Regions from separate parts of the Homo sapiens genome. Here region 1 is linked to region 2. The links are chromatin contacts, found by Hi-C in ENCODE. All regions are on one chromosome and are shown on one strand. Each heading gives the region's core, a stretch centred on a gene start or an enhancer-like site at or near the end of the contact. The rest is flanking DNA. Distances are from core to core; before and after follow the strand shown.

Region 1 (4,099 bases), core at 1,117-3,616, 230 kb after region 2:
CAATCGGGAGATTCAAGAGGAAAGAGCATTGAAAAGAGCACAGAGGGGTGGGGGTGGAACTTGAGACAAAAATATGGAGAAAGTGGATTTTCCAGAGCAGTCAGTCACAGAATTAGAGAACAGGAAGAAGCCATACAGTTAGCCCCACTCTTAATTTTGAGATAGAGTAGACCTAGAGAAAGAAAGCAGCTTGCTCAAGGGCATGTGCAGATAGCGAGAAGCAGAAAGGGGACTAGTACTCAGGTTTCAGTCCAATATTCTTTTCTAATGGACTTCTAGGCCTGGGATTGGAGGCTAGTTCTTTCCCTTATTGGCTCTGAAATAGTGGATAAGTCACTTAAGTTCTCTGAACCTTAGCTATTTAATCTGCAAAACGGGACTAATAGTAATAATAGTGGTCTATCTCAGTTGTGAGGATTAAATAAAATAATATTTGTAAATTTCATGGCCCATAGAGTTCAATAAACATTGATGATTATATTGAATACTTCCACTTCTTATTATAATTAGTGGTATTATTAATAATAGCGCCTTACCAGGTGAACCTTCCTAGGGAGAAAAGGAGGGTTACTCCTGGGGAAGTGTTCCTTTCTCTTTTTTTTTTTTTTTTTTTGAGACGGAGTCTCCGTCGCCCAGGCTGCAGTGCAGTGGCGCGATCTTGGCTCACTGCAAGCTCCGCATCCTGGGTTCACGCCATTCTCCTGCCTCAGCCTCCCGAGTAGCTGGGACTACAGGCTCCCGCCAGCACGCCCGGCTAATTTTTTTGTAATTTTAGTAGAGATGGGGTTTCACCGTGTTAGCCAGGATGGTCTCGATTTCCTGACCTTGTGATCCGCCCGCCTTGGCCTCCCAAAGTGCTGGGATTACTGCACTTTGAGCCACTGCTCCCGGCCGGAAGTGTGCCTTTCTAATGCCAGAGAACAGTCCCTTGGTTTTCTGAACTGACCATGTCCCATAACTGGGAAGGGCAAACAAGGCTTGCCATCTTCCTAGACGTCCAGTCCACCAAGCAGAGAAAGGCCAAGCCCATCTGGGCTCCTTCCCCCTTTGCCTAGAAAAATACGGCAAGTGCAGCTTCCCCCAGGCCACCAGGAGAATGCTTGGCCCCTCTGGGGTGGTTCCACTCTACCTGTGGGAGGGCTCAGGATTCCAGGGCCACAGAGCCGGGCTGGGCAGGGTCACAAGAGGAAGGAACGGGGTTCTTAGCCTCTCTGGCCTTGGTGCACTTGTCTGCTCCCAGGACGTTTCTCGATGGCTCTCCCCGAGGACTGGGAGTACCCAGCCTGGTGCCTCCACCCTGTCTTAGCACAGGCTACTGACTCAGCCCAGGTCCTAATGATGCACTTCAGAGGACGCCCTCATTCCAGTCCTCATTCTGACTCCAGTCTGACATGCATCTACAGCATCAAAGGAGGGGGCCTGCCTCGACCTTAGCCCAATCAGCTCTCCTTTCCTCTGCTTTACGGGGGTCCATCTGGGGGATGTTCTCATGCCCATTCCAGGGGAGGTGAGCAGCCCCTACCACTACCTCCAGCTCAGTCCCATTCTAAAGGCAGCCAGGTCAGGAGGTAGGATGTTCACTCTTCAGGGAAGGGCTAGAATGGGTTGGCTAGGGCTTCCCTTGACTGTTGAGAAGTTGCTCTCTCCGGAGCACCGCGTGCCTGCTTCTGGTTTGGGACTGGTGAGAATTTCAAAGCTGCCTCTTTCTGGTTTGGGATTGGTGGAAAATCTCCCCTTCCGCTTAATTGTTGCCCAACCCCCGCCCCTAACCCCCTTTAGCAAACTGACCGGGGAGCTTTAAGAGCAGCGAGTGAGCTGCACGCACACGTGGGGAGGGGGTTTGTCAGTGTCGCTCAGGCCACATACCACCGATATACACGGGGCACAGCGAGGAGGACCCGCCAAAGCAGCATTTCCTTAGAATACACTGATCAGCACACAGTTGGCTCTTCCTGGCACCCTGGGCTGTCAGCAGGCAGCCCTCACACAACTGGCAGACACAGCTGGAGCGTCCCTGCACAGCCGGCTCTCTCCCTATATTTCTAGTGTCCACTCTGCCCAGAATGTCGTGGACACCTTACTTTCTGAGCTCCAAACCGGCACTGATCCCCGAATCCCCCCTCCCGGATCCCCGACAGGTGGCACGTACCTGCCTCTTCTTGGAGTATGGACGAGTCGAACCGGGCACAAGCATGGAGCTGCGGGTGAGTCCCGGCTGGCGCTGGCGCGGCGCAGTGAGCACCAGCTGACGAAGAGGGCTCCCCGGCCTCGGCTCCTGCCTGACTCTCTCCCACCTCCGCCGGGGGCCCAGAAGGGACCTCCCCGGGAAATCGGCGCCACCCAGCGGGCAGCCGCCTCATCGCGCCTGGGCCGGCAGAGCCACACCCCGCGTCTCGCGTCACTGAGTCGCGTCACGGCTATTGGCTTGTTCCTACTGTGGCGTCATTAGAGCCCGGCCTCCGGCTGGGGCCACCCAGGCAACCGATATACACAGAGAACCACGTGGAGGAAAAGCACGCGAGTTTGGAGCGGGTGGAGCAGGAACAGAGGTGGACTGGAATGTCACACGACGGGGCAGCTGGAAGGTATTGGGAAAGAAGAGGCGTCATGGGAGAAGGCTCGGAACTTGAGCCCTGGGGCGTATCAACTTTCAGTTTTTAGGGAAGGCTAAACGTCCCCCACTCCCCTTCTCACTGGGCTGGGGGAGGTCCTGTTCCTCAGCCTCTTCTCTTTTTCTCTGCTGTCAAAGACACTCTCCGCTCATTTTACTTTCATGGGACCAGTGATTAGTGATGAATGCCTGAGTGGGTAAACGGAGGCACTGAGTCAATGAAAGAATTCTCTTTGGTCTTTTCAAGAAAAAGCCGAGACAAAACTTGAATTTTTGCTGCTCCCATTCCTTTTATGTAACCTTCTCCCGACTCCCCCGATGTTGATGAGGAAAATCGCACAACCAGGTAGCTGGGTACCAAGGCGAATCCAGGTTTTCAACTTCAGCTGCTCCATCAACCCTTGCAGCTGCCGTTAACTCCTCCCATCTTCACCATAGATCTCTCTCTCCATCGCTACTCTCCTCAAGTCCTTCCTTCTCTTCTATTTCCCAGAGAAATCAGACGCAATCAAGAGGGGAATTCTTAAATTTCTACCTACAAACATGTCTGAATCCATTCTTATCAGGAGCAGTGAAAGAGGCACCCCTGTTCTTGTCCAAGGCACGATTCCCTTCTTGATTTCAACTCTTGTTTTGTTTTTGTTTTTGTTTTTTGTTTTTTTGAGACGGAGTGTCGTCGCTCTTGTTGCCAAGGCTGGAGTGCAATGGCGCGATCTCAGCTCACTGCAACCTCCAGGTTCAAGCAATTCTGCCTCAGCCTCCCAAGTAGCTGGGATTACAGGCGTGCGCCACCACGCCAGGCCGATTTTTTTTTTATAGAGTCTTGCTCTGTTGTCCAGGCTGGAGTGCAATGGCATAATCTCGGCTCACTGCAACCTCCTCCTCCCGGGTTCAAGTGATTCTTGTGCCTCAGCCTCCCCCGAGTAGCTGGGATTACAGGAGCCCACCACCACGCCTGGCTAATTTTTGAATTTTTAGTAGAGACAGGGTTTCACCGTGTTGGTCAGGCTGGTCTTGAACTCCTGACCTCAGGTGATCCACCAGCCTCAGACCCCCAAAGTGCTGGGATTACAGGTGTGAGCCACTGCACCCGGCCCCAGCTAATTTTTTGTATTTAGTAGAGATGGGGTTTCACCATGTTATATTTCCTTAGGGCCCTCATTCCATCACTTCATTTTACAGATGGATATTGGACATGCCAGTCACTCTTCTAGAAACTGGGGATATAGCAGGGAACAAAACAGGCACAATCCCTGCCCTCAGGGAGCTTACATTCTAGTAGAAGCAGGACTAAATAAGTAGAATATGTAATATGTTAGATGATGCTAAGAGCTATGGGGCACATCAAGCAAGGAGGAGGTGCGTTCGGAGAAGGTAACATTCAAGTGACCTGAGGGAGGCTAGGCGTGAACTACACATAAATGTGGGGAAAGAATGTTCTAGGCAGAGAGAAGAGTAAAAGTAAAGGTCCTGAGGTGGGAGCGACCT
Region 2 (4,348 bases), core at 1,088-3,587:
AGTGATCCTCCTGCCTCAGCCTCCCGAGTAGCCGGGACTACAGGCACACACCACCACGTCTGGCTTATTTATTTATTTAATTTTATTTTTTGAGACAGAGTCTTGCTCTGTCGCCCAGGCTGGAGTGCAGTGGCACGATCTTGGCTCACTACAACCTCCGCCTCCCAGGTTCAAGTGATTCTTGTGCCCTAGCCTCCAAAGTATTATAGGCATGAGCCACCATGCCCAGCTAATTTTTGTAATATTAGTAGAGATGGGGTCTCGCCATCTTGGCCAGGCTGGTCTCGAACTCCTGACCTAAAGTGATCCACCCACCTTGGCATCCCAAAGTGCTGGGATTACAGGTGTGAGCCACCATGCCTGGCCTATAGTCTACTCTTGAGAATAAAAAATCTTAATCTGCTGAGTGTGGTGGCTCATGCCTGTAATCACAGCACTTTGGGAGGCTGAGGCGGGAGGATCACTTGAGGTCAGGAATTCGAGACCAGCCTGGTCAACATGGTGAAACCCCATCTCTACAAAAAATACAAAAATTAGCCGGGTGTGGTGGTGTGTGCCTGTAGTTCCAGCTACTCAGGAGGCCGAGGCAGGAGAATCGTTTCAACCTGGGAGGCAGAGGCTGCAGTGAGCTGAGATCTCACCACTGCTCTCCAGCCTGGGTGACAGAACGAGACTATATCAGAAAGAAAGAAAGAAGCAAAGAAAGAGAGAAAGAGAGAGAGAGAAAGAAAGAAAGAGAAAGAAAGAAAGGAAAGAAAGAAAGAAAGAAAGAAAGAAAGAAAGAAAGAAAGAAAGAAAGAAAGAAAGAAAGTTGTGTGCCAAAGAATAAAGCTGGGTGGCATTAAGACATGGAGGTTATCTCAGGAGGATGAAGAGCCTGTCTAGAAAATAGAGGGAGACAGTCCATTTGGGAATAAGGTTCTGAGAGGCCCAATTAGCAGGGTAAAATCAGGGACTTTGGGATTCAAGCCCTGCTTTGCCACCAACTATTGCTTAACCTCCCTATGCCTCAGTTTTTCATCTCTAAAGGGGGGTTGTAAAACCTGTCGCATAGGGATATTGTGAAGATTAAATAACATAATGCCTGGTACAAAGTAGTTAATAAATGCAACTGTTGGGGGATGGGGAGGTCTATAGTAGCTGATGAGAAGTTGACTTGGAGAATGGAGGGTCCATCTGGAGAACAGGAGGTTGGTCCTGAGGAATGGTGGTGATGTGGGGCATGGAGTTGGGGGAAGATAGGAAAGACTGGATCCAAACCCCACACAAACCTCAGAGTAACAGGGCGGGGCCTAGAGAAATCCTCCAGGGATCGCCAGCTTTTAGGGCTGTGGAGAGGTGGTTGGGAGGGGGGCCAGCAGGGGAGAGGTTTGACTGCTAGTAACCCTCAACTGCTGCAGTAAGGAGAAGCCTCAGCGGTGGCAGTCACACCAGCAGCCTCAGAGCCTTCCCTCCCCATCGTCTCTGCTGTGTGACAGGTGGGAACTTAAAAGCTCAGATCACGTGTCTTGGCTAGCTAACCTACTTACCCCTTGAAGACATAGTGGCTGGGACAGGCAAGGGCCAAGAGGAATTGGCTGAGAAAGGGGCAGAGCAGGGGAAAGCCCCAAGTGTGTTCTGGGGACCTACATTTGAAGGCTTTGGGGGCAAGGGAGAGAATGTGCAGGTGCATGAGATGCCCAGGGCATGTCTGCGAGCCCTGTGCATGCCCTGGCACACAGGTCCCTCCAGGATATGGCATGTGCCTGTCTTGAAGGCCTGTATCTGGCTAGGTGACTACAGTCGGAGCAGGCTGAGCACTGGGTTCCAGTTTAACTCTGGAGCTACTGCAGGCTCTCCCAAAGCTGCTGCCATTTTCCCTTCTTTATTAGTGTCCTAACTCAGAGAAAGTGTGAATGGGGAGACAGGAGGATGTTCCAATGTCCCAAGGCTCCTGCGTTTTTGAAAGCCTTTGCACCTCGTTTGGGGATTCCTGGAGGGAGGCCTGCGCTCATTCATGGGCTGGAACTGAGGGAAATTGTTGGGGGACTGGTATCGTGTGTGAAGACAGACTGACACCTTTACAATCCCTCCACTTTCCCCCACCCCCAACACCCTTGCCTAATCTGTCTTCCAGGGACTTGTCCCCACGGAGTGACTCCAGCTCTCCTTTCCTCACTGCCTCCAAGTCGGCCCTTTGCCATCAACCCCCAGTCCTGAGTTCACCCCTGCACCTCCTCCGGCCCCCGCGCCGCAAGCGCTGCTCTCTCCTTTGCCGTCCTCGCCCCCCGCGGGCTGCCGGGCGGCGCGGGCCCTTTAAGAACGGCGGGACCGGCGAGCAGTAGCTGGTAGGAGAGCGCAGTCGCCCCGCGGGCTCGGAGGACACAGCGTCCGGGACCAGGCTCTGGGAAGCGGGTGTGCACAGCCCAGCAGAGTCAGGGCGCGACCCCAACCGCCTCTCACCATCCTTGCCGTCTCCTCCGAGCCGAGGGCCGGCCCTCCTGCCTCGCCTGCCCCGCCCCGGCCCCGCCCCGGCCCGGGCCGCCGGGACCGGGAGCCGGGACGCGGGTGCCGCAGCCCGAGGCAGGTAAGGGGAGCCCCGGCTCTCCGTCCCCGGTCCGTGGCAGCGCTGAGCATCCCGGCCCCGCACCGGCCCGGGGGCGCGTCAAGGTGACTAGGCATGCGGGAGATGGGGCGGGGGCTTGAGCTGCCGTGGGGCGCTTAGTTTTGAGTCCGGGTGGTGCGCCTGGCTTTGGGGACAGCCCGGGGCACGCGGGCCCGGGGGTGCCGGCGGGAGGGGCCGGCCTGGGCGTCGCGCCAAGGGATGGGGAGTGGGACGCAGCCGGAGGCCTGAAGCCTCCTCCTCTCCGCCTTCCCCTGGTCCGCCCTGCACTCACCCTGCTACCCCGACCTCCTAGAGCGGGCAGCCTCTGCCGGCTGCCTCTTCTCCCCCGCCCCCTATTCCTTCAGTCCCCAGGGGCTGCTGGCCTGCGGGGTAAGGAGATTAGAGAAGCCGCCGGGAGGAAGGAGCGATTGAGGGCTTCAAGGGGACGGGCTGGGGTCAGGCTGGAGCTGGGCTGCCCGGGACTGAGCGTCTCCGTGCGGAGAGTGGGGGGCGGGGGCAGAGTGCGGGGCTAACAGTCGCGGATCTGCCCCGAGAAGGAGGTGGGCAGTGGGGGCGGGGGAAGCATTAGAACGCCAGGGAGCTTTGAGCCGGGCTCGGTGGTCTGCCCCAAACTGAGCAGGCCCTCCCCTTGCAGGTCGGCGGCGTGATGGCGGAGAAGGCGCTGGAGGCCGTGGGCTGTGGACTAGGGCCGGGGGCTGTGGCCATGGCCGTGACGCTGGAGGACGGGGCGGAACCCCCTGTGCTGACCACGCACCTGAAGAAGGTGGAGAACCACATCACTGAAGCCCAGCGCTTCTCCCACCTACCCAAGCGCTCAGCCGTGGACATCGAGTTCGTGGAGCTGTCCTATTCCGTGCGGGAGGGGCCCTGCTGGCGCAAAAGGGGTAGGGAACAGCCTGGTAGGGGGAGTCCGTGGGCCCTCTCTGAGTTGCCTCTCCAGAAGCATGAGGCCTGGGTGTCCCATGTTCGGAAAGTCCTGCACCAGTGGGCTCTGTGGAAACACTAAAATCTGGGCCCCAGCCCGTTGCTCACTGTGCACTCTTGGGGTGTCAGGATCTACGCTCCCCCACACCTGTGAGCACCATGGGATACTAGGTGCAATTGGTTATTGAAGCTGTATCTTCTAAAGAGATCCCGTGACCTCTGGTCCTTGAGTGGTCCTTGATGAGTTTTCCTTCTTTTGTTTATGGAGGATTCCTACCTGTGAGGGCTGGTATGAAAAAGTAGGGGGCTGTGTCTGCAGGGTTGAGCAATACCCTTGGACCTAATTATAAAGACGTTCTCATTCCTGTCATCTTATTCCATTCTTACCACAGTGCTCAGAAGCAGGGAGGGTGGCGGTTTGGCAGGATAGATGTCATCTCCATGTTACTAATAAGGAAACTGAGGCCCAGGGAAGTTGAGTAACTTGACCAATGTCACACAGCTAGTAAGTGGTAGAGCTGAGACCAGAAGCCCGGTTTCCCAGCTCTCCATGCATTGTTCCTTTCTCTCTCTTCCCTGTACAGCAGTCCCATCACTTCCCTCTTCCCGCCCATGAGGACAGGTTCCCCTGAACCCTGACTAGCCCCTGCAGCCCCTACCCTGAGCAGCTTTAGCTGCTAGTAGGGAAGCTGAGGCTGTTTCCCAGAGCCTGGGTGTGGGCCAGGGGTGGGGCTGGGACATTGTTCTCTGAGGTTCAACAAATAGGTTTGGGGTGCTTCAGAGCAGGGCTGAGCATGATCTGCCTCTGCACTCTCCAAA

What was found. Hi-C counts contacts between places; a loop is a spot of excess contacts on that map. Pooled maps may share reads with other maps.
Region 1: a loop to region 2 is called in a pooled map, with 2.1 times the contacts of the local background. The contact joins the promoter of USP2 here to the promoter of ABCG4 in region 2. A Hi-C loop is called at or near these places in 2 of 168 maps with a recorded cell type or tissue (Caco-2 and mammary epithelial cell) and 4 of 50 pooled maps.

The regions. Positions count from the first base shown.
Region 1 is chr11:119,379,324-119,383,422 of GRCh38, forward strand. It overlaps USP2 (ubiquitin specific peptidase 2), which reads right to left and starts at 2,367. Exons shown (of 13, transcript NM_004205.5): 1 at 2,150-2,367. USP2-AS1 (USP2 antisense RNA 1) reads left to right here and starts at 2,455. Exons shown (of 4, transcript NR_034160.1): 1 at 2,455-2,585. RefSeq lists an enhancer at 1,445-2,434.
Region 2 is chr11:119,146,715-119,151,062 of GRCh38, forward strand. It overlaps ABCG4 (ATP binding cassette subfamily G member 4), which reads left to right and starts at 2,338. Exons shown (of 15, transcript NM_022169.5): 1 at 2,338-2,649; 2 at 3,240-3,489. The coding sequence starts at 3,252. RefSeq lists an enhancer at 1,720-1,779 and a silencer at 2,437-2,516.